Linked DNA regions of Homo sapiens: region 1 is linked to region 2. A link is a contact called in ENCODE Hi-C or POLR2A ChIA-PET data. All regions are on one chromosome and are shown on one strand. Each heading gives the region's core, a stretch centred on a gene start or an enhancer-like site at or near the end of the contact. The rest is flanking DNA. Distances are from core to core; before and after follow the strand shown. Region 1 overlaps NEK4 (NIMA related kinase 4). Region 2 holds the start of STIMATE (STIM activating enhancer).

What was found. A loop is a pair of places that touch in the nucleus more often than their neighbours do. ChIA-PET counts read pairs that join two places held with the same protein, here RNA polymerase II (POLR2A). Pooled maps may share reads with other maps.
Region 1: a pooled map shows a loop between it and region 2 (2.1-fold over the local background). The contact joins the enhancer-like site here to the promoter of STIMATE in region 2. A Hi-C loop is called at or near these places in 1 of 50 pooled maps. POLR2A ChIA-PET finds 5 or more read pairs at or near these places in 6 of 52 experiments (GM12878, Panc1, activated T-cell and 2 more).

The regions. Positions count from the first base shown.
Region 1 is chr3:52,717,130-52,722,497 of GRCh38, reverse strand. All of the region lies in intron 15 of NEK4 (NIMA related kinase 4), which reads left to right. Among named protein-coding and RNA genes, the nearest start is that of SPCS1, 14 kb to the right of the region's middle. Within about 2 kb of position 1,402, at least 5 of the 41 ENCODE cell types and tissues checked have a DNase peak (open chromatin) inside an H3K27ac peak, as active enhancers do.
Region 2 is chr3:52,894,197-52,899,364 of GRCh38, reverse strand. It overlaps STIMATE (STIM activating enhancer), which reads left to right and starts at 1,817. Exons shown (of 8, transcript NM_198563.5): 1 at 1,817-2,074. The coding sequence starts at 1,915. It overlaps STIMATE-MUSTN1 (STIMATE-MUSTN1 readthrough), which reads left to right and starts at 1,817. Exons shown (of 10, transcript NM_001198974.3): 1 at 1,817-2,074. The coding sequence starts at 1,915. RefSeq lists a silencer at 1,555-2,264.

The sequences.
Region 1 (5,368 bases), core at 153-2,652, 180 kb after region 2:
CAAACTGGACATTTGAGTTTTTATCATGTGATAATTTAGGGGTCCTCCATGCCAGTGATGTAGGATTTACTTCTCAGTCACTTTGCAAGCCAGGGACCTCTGGCTGGCCATGCCCCACCCAGGCCTCGCTCAGCCATGCTGGTGTGCCCCAGCTCACTTGTGTTATAGCTTGTACCCACGTTCAGCAGTTTCTGAGCTCTCGGACCTTGCCCAAGAAGAATAAGGATACGCTGGATGTTGAAGGGTGAGGAGGGTGGAGAAGAATTTTATTGAGTGATGAAACAGCTATCAGCAGAGAGGGGATGCGAGGGTGGTCCCCCTACCTTAAGGTGGGGAAGTCCCCCTAATATGGCTGAGTCCAGGGCTTTTTATGGGCTCAGAATAAGGGAGGGGTAGGCTGTAGGTAGTATTAGAAAAGGCAACATTCGATTGGTTAAAAGGCATTATTCAGAAAGTATCAATTGGGAAAGGGCGAGCAAAGAGGAACAGAAGTTCCCACTCTGGATCACAGGTTTCATCCAGGACCAGCAGTCTGGTCTTTCAGCCTTCGGACTGATTTGGCTTGAAGGTGGGGTTTCACTGGGAACCTGCCCCATCTGCCTAGGTATTTGGCCACCTCCTGTCACTATCACCAGGGATTAGTCACAGGTATAAACTTAAGGTCCTTCTCATGTCTGAATCTGTGTTTTCCCCTGGGCATGTACATGCATGGTAACTTTCCAAATTCCCCTGTAAATGTGGTTACTTTTTTTTTTTTTTTTTGAGACAGGGTCTTGCTCTGTCACCCAGGCTGGAGTACAATGGTGTAATCACAGCTCACTGCAGCCTTTGCGTCCTGGACTTAAGCAATTCTCCTGTCCCAGCCTCCTTAGTAGCTTGGACAATAGGCGTGCCCCACCACACTTAGCTAATTAAAAAAAATTTTTTTTTTTGGTAGAGACAGAGTCTCCCTATGTTGCCCAGGCGGGTCTTGAACTCCTGGGCTCAAGCAATTCTCCTGCCTTGGCCTCCCAAAGTTCTGGGATTCTAGGCATAAGCCACCGTGCCCAGTGGCTTTGGAACATCCTGCTCCTTCAATGTATGGCCCCCAAAAGGGGGAAAAGAAAAAAAATAAAGTGGGGAGAAATAAAGGCACCAGCCTTTTAAATCCCCAGGAAGTCACTTCAGCTAGAGGGAGGGAGGTTTGCAACAGTGTCAGTGATGGTTGCAACATTGGTTTCCTGCTTCTATATCTGTACTTCAGTGATCAGAAGCAGCAATCAGCTATCAGTACAGAGATCCCTGATACTTGGAGGACTGGTTTCTTATTGCCTACCCTGGTTCTTGCAAGCAGCATGCAAGCTGCTTCAGGAACAGCATGACTGTCTCCACTGGGTGCAGAGTGCTTGGGGCTGAAGTGAACCACAATTTAGCTTCTAAGACTTCCGCCAGATGTTTCCAGCCTTCAAGAGAATCCAGAGTTTTTAAATAGTTACGTAAAAGAGATTCTGTCAGTACAATTTCTGGTTGAGTGAAGAGATACAATTTTTGCTTGAGTGAGGAGATGAATTCCTGATGCTTCTTACTCTGCCATCTTCTATAGTATTGTTTCATACAGTAGCTTTTCAGATTAGTTAAGGAGAGGCAAAATGTGTTTGTATTGTGTTTTATAATTACCTTTACCAGCACTCTTGTGTTTTCACATTGCTTTGAGTTATTGTGTAGGGTCTCATCCTTTTAGCTTGATGAACTTCACTTCGTTTTCCTGTAATGTGGGTCTGCTAGCCACACATTCTCTGCTTTTGTTTATCTGGGAATTTCCTTATTTCACTTTTATTTTTGAATGATAGATTTGCTAGATATGGAATTCTTGTTTGACAGTTTTTTGGAGCACTTCAAATGTTATCCTTCTGCCTTCTAGCCTCCATTGTTTATGAGGAGATGTTAGCTGTGAATGTTATTGGTGTTGCCTTCTGATGAGTTATTTTCATCTTGCTGCTTTCAAGGTTTTCTCTGTTTTTGACTTTCAGCACTTTAACCTTAATGTGTCTGTCTGTGGATCTCTTTGAGTTTATCCTACTTGGAAGTTCATTTAGCTTCTTGGACATGTAGATCAATGTTTTTCAATAAATTTGTAAAGTATTCAGGCATTATTTCTTAAAATTTTTTTTTTCTGCTTCTTTCTTTTTTTTGAGACAGAGTCTTGCTCTGTCACCCAGGCTGGAGTGCAGTGGTGCGATCTCAGCTCACTACAACCTCCATCTCCTGGGTTCTTGGCATGGTGGTGTGTGTCTGTAGTCCTAGCTGTCTGTAGTCCTAGCTACTCATCTGCTTCAGCCTCCCAAGTACCCAGAACTACAGGCATATGCCACCACGCCCAGCTAATTTTTGTATTTTTAGTAGAGACGGGGGTTCACCATGTTGGCCAAGCAGGTCTTTTACTTCTGACCTCAAGTGATTCGCCCACCTCGGCCTCCCAAAGTGCTGGGATTACAGGTGTGAGCCACCAAGCCTGGACTTTTTTCTGCTCCTGTCTCTCCTCTTCTGGTGTTTTCTTTATACATATTTGGTGCAGTTAATGGTGCCCTTCATTTCTCTGAGTCTCTGTTCATTTTTCATTTTAGCTTTTTCTCCATTATTTGGATTGCATAATTTCTGTTGGTCTGTCCCCAAGCTTGCTAATTGTTCTGCCAGTGTAAGTATGCTGTTGAGCCCCTCTAGTGAATTTTTCTTTTCAGTTATTGTACTTTTTAGCTCTAGAATTTCCATTTGGGTCTTTAAATTAATAATTTTTTTCTGTTTCTTAATATTCTCTATTTGATATGACACTGTCATTATACCTTTCTTTACTTTTTAAATTATGGTTTCCTTTTTGTTCTTTGAACATATTTATAATGGCTACTTTGAAATCTTTTTTTTTTTTTTTCTTTTTTTTTGAGACAGAGTCTCACTCTGTCACCCAGGCTGGAGTGCAGTGGCGTGATCTTCGCTCACTACAACCTACGCCTCCCAGGTTCAAGCGATTCTCCTGCCTCAGCCTTCCGAGTAACTGGGACTACAGGTGCGTGTCACCATACCTGGCTAATTTTGTATTTTTAGTAGAGACGGGGTTTCACCATATTGGTCAGGCTGGTCTTGTACTCCAATGTCAGTATCTGAGATTTTTTTCTGACCCCAAGAGGCCTCCTCCCAGCTTTGTAATCGTCTCTGCAAACTAGCCCACCCTATAGTTTAGTTTACATCTCCAATGAATTGGCTTATCTCCTCCCAGTTGCCTTTCTACTGCTGTATCTAAAACACAGGTTCAGTTGCTTGCTGCTTGCAGAGTCCAATTAACAAGAGCAAGGTCTGGTATAAAGTGACTTTTTATTCCAAAGCTTAGCTTAGTGGAAGTAGAGGCTTTCTGCCTTTAAGAGTACTCCTCCTTTGGAGCAGAAAGCAAGCACTTTTAAAGGGGGTGTAGGCCAGGCGCGATGGCTCATCCCTGTATGCCCAGCACTTTGGGAAGCCAAGGCGGGCAGATCACCTGAGGTTGGGAGTTCGAGACCAGCTTGACCAACATGGAGAAACCCTGTGTCTACTAAAAATACAAAATTAGCCAGGCGTGGTGGGGCATGCCTATTATCCCAGCTACTTGGGAGGCTGAGGCAGGAGAATCACTTGAGCCCAGGAGGCGGAAGTCACGGTCGGTGAGCCGAGATTGTGCCATTGCACTCCAGCCTGGGCAACGAGAGCGGAACTCCGTCTCAAAAAAAAGGGCCTAACATGAATGGGACATGGCGGGTTGCGGGGAAGCGAGCAGTTGTAGGGGTCTGCGTGCTAGCTTGGTGGCTTATCTACCAGGTGATCAAGGTGGTGACTGCTGGTTTCTTTGTGGGCAGGCATTGGGTTGTGAATCTACTGTTATCTCTCGAGACAACCTCCTAGTGGGTAAGAGTTCTGCTCTGGAGCTTCTAAGCACGTAGTTGAACTATCCCTGTAGGGATTGTCTGATGAAGAGAAGGTAAAAGGCTATAATTGTATTTCTTTTTTTTTTTTTTTTTTTTGAGACGGAGTCTTACTCTGTCGCCCAGGCTGGAGTGCAGTGGCATGATCTCGGCTCACTGCAACCTCCACCTCCCGGGTTCAAGCGATTCTCCTGCCTCATCCTACCGAGTAGCTGGGATTACTGGCGTCTGCCACCATGCCCGGCTAATTTTTGTATTTTTAATAGAGACAGTGTTTCACCATGTTGGCCAGGCTGGTCTCAAACTCCTGACCTTAGGTGATCAACCTGCCTCGGCCTCCCAGAGAGTGCTGGGATTACAGGCATGAGCCACCATGCCCAGCCTATAATTGTATTTCTAAAGAGCTAAGTAGGAAGTGGGAAAAAGGAGGAAAAGAAGAGAGAGAAAACAAAGAATTTAAAAATAATTAAATAATTGAGGCCAGGTGCAGTAGCTCACGCCTGTGATCCCAGAACCTTGGGAGACTGAGGTGGGCAGATCACTTGAGGTCAAGAGTTTGAGACCAGCCTGGCCAACATGATGAAACCCCGTCTCTACTAAAAATACAAAAATTAGCCTGGTGTGGTGGCATACGCCTGTAATCCCAGCTACTCGGGAGGCTGAGGCATGAGAATTGCTTGAACCCAGGGAGGGGGCAGAGGTTGCAGTGAGCTGAGATTGTGCCACTGCACTCCAGCCTGGATGACAGAGAGAGACTCTGTCTCAAAGAATAATAATAATAATAATAATTTAATTAAAGTGGAGGTACTCAGTTACACTTCCACTCTTTTTGAAAGCACTCTGAGGCTTTAACTCCATATTCTGTTGCAAATGAAGTCAGTTCATTTAGGAAGAGATTTGGTGCTCTGTTTTATGGCCTGTTTCTATTCCCAAGCAAAGTTTGTGAGCATGGCTATGGAGCTGTGGGTGGAGACAATGGCACTCTTCCGAGTGATACCCCCACTTTAGAAACTTAGCACCCGGTTTTGGAGGGAGATGGGGCAGTAGCCTCTCATCTTCTTGGCATACTTGGCATACTTCTTGGCATTTCACTAACATGGAATCTTCACTTTATGGTCTGGGGAAGAGGTGATTTGGGGCCCCATAATTTTTTTTTTTTTTTTTTGAGATGGAGTCTTGCTTTGTCACCCAGGCTGTAGTGCAGAGGTGCGATCTCAGCTCACTGCAACCTCTGCCTGCTGGATTCAAGTGATTCTCCTACCTCAGCCTCCCAAGTAGCTGGGATTATAGGCACTCACCACCACACCCAGCCAATTTTGTATTTTTAGTAGAGATGCGGTTTCACCATGTTGGCCAGGCTGGGTCTCAAACTCCTGACCTCAAGTGATCCACCCACCTCGGTCTCCCAAAGTACTGGGATTACAGGTGTGAGCCAACACACC
Region 2 (5,168 bases), core at 568-3,067:
TTGAGCATCCTCATAAGATCCCTCTTAGACTAAAAGACAGTCATGCAATTTTAATTTTCCCTTATCCATTTATTTTTTTAATCTGATTTTCTGTATTTGCCCACGGCCAGTACTTGTGGAGAGTTTAAAATTTTATAAATTAAAATTCCATTTAAATTAAGCATTTTGTCGCATGTTCTCTGTACCAGGCACCATACTGAATTTGAATTGAAGGGTAAATAAAAATAATTCCTGCCCTCAGGAGGCTCACACTTAGCTGTGGGAGAGAGACATGTGTACAGCTGTCAAATTTAGCAGTCTGAAAAGTTTTGGTGGAACAGTACACACTAGGTAATGTGGGAGCAAGAGGGAGAGGGAGGTCAGAAAGGCTTTGACACATGAGGAGCAGTTCATGGAGCAGGGAAAAGGGAATGGCATCCATGCAGCTAGAATGCTACATAAAGGCACAGAGGTGTGAAAATGTAAGAGAAGGCTGGAGAATTGCATTTTTATTCTCTAATCAGGTTAATATTCCTGTTCACCAAGAAAGCTTTTAGCTAGCATATAACCCTCTTAGGTAATTGGAATTTGGGGGGCTATTTAATAGGAAACTTTTTCCTAGAGATGATATTTACCGTTGAAAACACGTAGCTCAGTATCAACTGGACTTACACCATATGTTCACTGACATTCTGCAGCAGGAAGGTCAGCGGCTCTAGAGCACCAACAAGAAGGTATCCAGAGAGAGCCCAGATTGGGCTGGGAGAATGGGTGAGTGTCAACTGGACTTACACCATGTGTTCACTGACATTCTGCAGCAGGAAGGTCAGCGGCTCTAGAGCACCAACAAGAAGGTATCCAGAGAGAGCCCAGATTGGGCTGGGAGAATGGGTGAGTGTCAACTGGACTTACACCATGTGTTCACTGACATTCTGCAGCAGGAAGGTCAGCGGCTCTAGAGCACCAACAAGAAGGTATCCAGAGAGAGCCCAGATTGGGCTGGGAGAATGGGTGAGAGAATGGGGACTCAGGGTCTTGTTAAAGGCAGAGCACAGGTTCTGAGAAGTTGGAAAGGGTTAGATGGGAGTGTGTGTGTGCAGGGGGATGTTGGAGCCTGGAAAATACCAACCATTTGTCTTTTACACTCTAAAGGTAGTTGTGCTCCCCAAGTGAATAAGGTGGGACATGTGCACGTCAGGTTTTCAGTGTGAAACCTGGTATATTTCCAAATGAAAGTGATTGGATTCAGGTGACCATTTAAATTATGTCTATGAAAAAAGAAAATAGACTTGGGGCCTTGATAAGCCTTTAGCTAGGGAAGTAGGAAAAAGACTCAAATGTCTGGGTTGGAGGGAAGACTCCTGTACTCAGTCTCAGATTGTTTTCCTTATTCACTTGCTTCAGAATAATCCAGGCTGCAAACTATTGGGACCCACCCCAGAACTACTGAATCACGATCTCTGAGGGTGGAATTCAGGAATGATGATAATTTCTCCAGGATATAGGGATTTTCCTTAGAGGGAAAAATAATTTGACCACAGGCCGTCCCAGCTCCTACCTCCGGACCTGGAGCTCGTGATTCCCAGGCTCTCATTCCGGTCTGCGGTGGCCGGCTCACCTGGCCTGTCTACCTGCGGGCGTGGCGGGGTTGGAGAGGGGAGCGGGACCCGCGACCCCGCCCCGTGGCCCGGCCGGAGCCCCGCCCCTCGGGGGCGGGTGGGGAGAGCTGCCGCGGCCGAGGCCCGCCCCAACCTTGGCTGCGCCAATCAGGCACTGCGATCTCAGACGTCGGGTTACGCGCGGCGCGGAGTCGGCGGCCGGGCGGAGGTACCGGCTCAGGCTTGGGATCCCGGCTGCGGGTTTGGCGGCGCTGCGCCGGCAGGCAGCGAGGCCGGGCGGGCCCTGGGCCCTCGCGCCCCTCCCGCGAGGCCTGTCATGCAGGGCCCCGCCGGGAACGCGAGCCGGGGACTGCCAGGCGGGCCGCCCTCCACAGTCGCGTCCGGGGCGGGCCGCTGCGAGAGCGGCGCGCTCATGCACAGCTTCGGCATCTTCCTGCAGGGGCTGCTCGGCGTCGTGGCCTTCAGCACGTTAATGCGTGAGTCTGGGACCCCCCGACCCTCCGGAGGCCCTGCGCGGCAGCCGCGGCCCGGCCCCCCTGGGGGCCCCTCCTGCGCGGAGAGTTCAGGCCTTGGGACCCGAATTGCTCCTCCCCCGCAAACCCAGGCTGGGTATTCCTGCACTAGGGGTAGCCCGAGCCCCTCACCTACTCGCTGTGGCCTCCAGACAGGAGTGACCCTTCCCCTTTCCACCTTAAACGTCTGTCTTTTGAGACGCCAGTCTAAAACTCGCCTACCTCCCACCTTACCATCTCGAATTGTTACCCCACTTCCCAGCCTGGAATCATGACCCCCAAGGGTGACATCCCCTTGTCCGCCCCTTCTCAGGGGCTCTTCGTGCTTAGAACCCACATCCCTCAATCCCCAGTGCGATGCTGAGCTCTTTTCTGCCCCTTCACTCTTCAAGGATCTGCCTTCTCCGTTCACATTTAAATCCTGCTACTTTGCATCCCTCTCAACACCTGGAGTGTTAGGGCCATGCCTTCCGTTTCCCAGTACCCGCCTCCCTCTCCGTGGCCCTTCTTCCTCAGCTTTAGTTTCCCTTTTGTCAGGGTAGGACCCACCCAGTCTGCCTTCTTCCCCAGATCCCCTTCCTCTCGTTTCTTCCGGAACAGGCCCACCTGTTCCATCTCTGTCCCAAGCTTTCCTAATAAGCCGCATCTATAGCTTCCCCTGGCTGTTCCCTTTCCACTTTTATTCTTTATATTTTAAGTTTCCTTTTCCATTAAACTTGGGCACCTTAGTGGCTGAATAGAGAAGGAAGCCCCCACCCTGTTCTCATGTGTGCTGATGGGGGGTGGGGGGGGGCTTCTGTTTTTCATCGTGTGCATCCTTCCCTTATTAAAGTAACAAGAAGTTTTGCTCGACATGTAAGCCTAGGAGTGCCCTTGTGACTGCGTTTTAGGGGGAAGGAAAGGTTATAACTATCTGTGCAGAGTCATTAATTCCAAAAATGACTTGTTCTCAAAACTTCCCCACTGTGCTTGTGTGGACAGAGTGGAGAGTTCCTGCAGAAAGTATGCTTTGGGGTACTCAGGAGGGATCTTGCAGCTGTGTGCCTTTGTCTTGTGGGGTCCAGTTGCTGGAGTGGCCACCTTGCTTGTTTATAACTTGGGGTTTCTTTGAGTGAATTCTCTCAGGCTTTAAGTAACCCTGAAGAGGCTCTGATCATGGATACCGCGTTCTTCTGGTGGCCTGTCCTTGATAAGTCTTATAAGTGCCCAACTGTCTATGTTTGCCACTTTTTCTTTCCTTTTTAGTCCCAACTTGCCTTGCTTTTTCTCTGCTAAACAAATACCCACTTGTTCCCACAGTAATAATTTGTGACAACTTAGCCAAAATCCGCTGCTGACTTGGGCGCATGTACTGTACGTGTGTGTTTTCAAGACATGGTGAGTGGATCTTCATACCCCTCCTACTTCTCTGTCCTCCAGACAGCCTTCCTTTCTCTCTGAAGGAAGTGTAGGTTAAATTTTTCTTTTGCTCCCTAACCTGAGGTTTCTTAGCCTAGCTCTGGCTGTTTCCATAGGTTTGATTGATGCTGATGGCCCGGCTTGTCCCCTAGGGTTTGACACTTGTGATTCAGAGAAGGAAATGTGATGATGACAGGGCAGAGTTGCTCACAGCTGAGAAGTGTATCGGGTTGAATGTGTTCTGAGTGGAGTCTTCAGGGACATATTCACTTCTTTACTTAATCTTCAGCGTGAGCACATGTGCAAATCCCACTGTGGTTGGTACTTTCTGTGTGCAGAGATTGAACTAGAAAGCAGTCTCTTGTTCACTGTGAGGCTTGACGTGGACGGAGCTTGTGGAAATGGCTGGTGGGTCCTGGGGTGATGTGGGTAGGAGTGATGGGGAGAAGAGCTGGAAAGGCTAGAGCTATGTCTGCCCTGACACAGAAATGGAGGTGAGAGCAAGAGCCTCCTCCCCCTACCTAGAAGCAGACAGAGCAGGCCAGGGCAATGGTACTCTGGGAGCTGGACAAGAAGAAGCCCACTGACTGGGATGCAGTCAGGGTGGGGCCCTTCTTATCTCTCAGATTTCTTGGTCCTGTTGAAATAGAACTGCGAGGCTTTTCCTTCTTGAACTACTGGGAAGAGGAAGAAATCTCTAAGGTGGAAGAGGAACGAGATCAAGGTAGCCTTAAGGAAGTACATCTGCGAGCCATTTGGCTTTGTCCTGGGCTATTAGTCCTCCGTCCTTCTCAGTCTGGCGGAGCTGCCAGGAGGGGCATCTGTTGAAGGCCAGGCTCCCCTGACGAGGGTCCCCCTCGCAGCCCTGAGGGAGGGAAGTCTTAGTGTGTGTTAAGGTGAGGCCACTCCATCCTTCCTCAGTTCTGTTATCTTCAAACATTTTAAATACCAACCAGTCTGTTCTGAGCAGTTTAAACAGCCGTTGTCCTTTGAGGGGCTGTTTTTGAGATCACAGTCTTTTCCCTTCTGAGTACCCGTGGCCCTCGAGGCAATGGGCTCACTGCCTGTCTTCTGGAACGCTTCCCCAGTCCTGATGGCCAACACTATTGTTTCCTGTTGGACCAGCTCTGACTGTAGAATGAACCCATTTCTCTGCAGACAAGCTGTGAGGTAGTTTTCCTTACTTCACCTCCCTGATTTCAGTGACCCCTCAGACCACTGTCTTTATGTTCCTTTTTCTATCCAGAAAAATCACTTTTTTCTCCACTTACACGTTGCCTTGTTTTTGTTTGTTTGTTTCTTTGTTTTTAATCTGGAGAGGTTTGTCCTGAAGGAAGATTACTTATATATATTAATGTCTCTGGGGAGGATTCTGGTTCTGCAAGAATTTCTCATTCTGGTGCTTTGATAGACTTCTTGCCTTACTATGTAGGGTTTATAGACCCTCTTGGTCCAGGCAGTTGAGAATGTATATGCCAGGTCATACATGGTAGCCCATTATTCAAGCTGCATAAACATGCAGACTGTTACAGGCACCACCCACACACATGTCCCAGTGTCAGCACTGCCTTGTTGAGTTGGCGGGCTTCCTAGAGGCTCCAGCTAAGGTACCCTGTGTACGCAAGGAAAGATGAACATACTCAGAGACAAGCTTATGAAG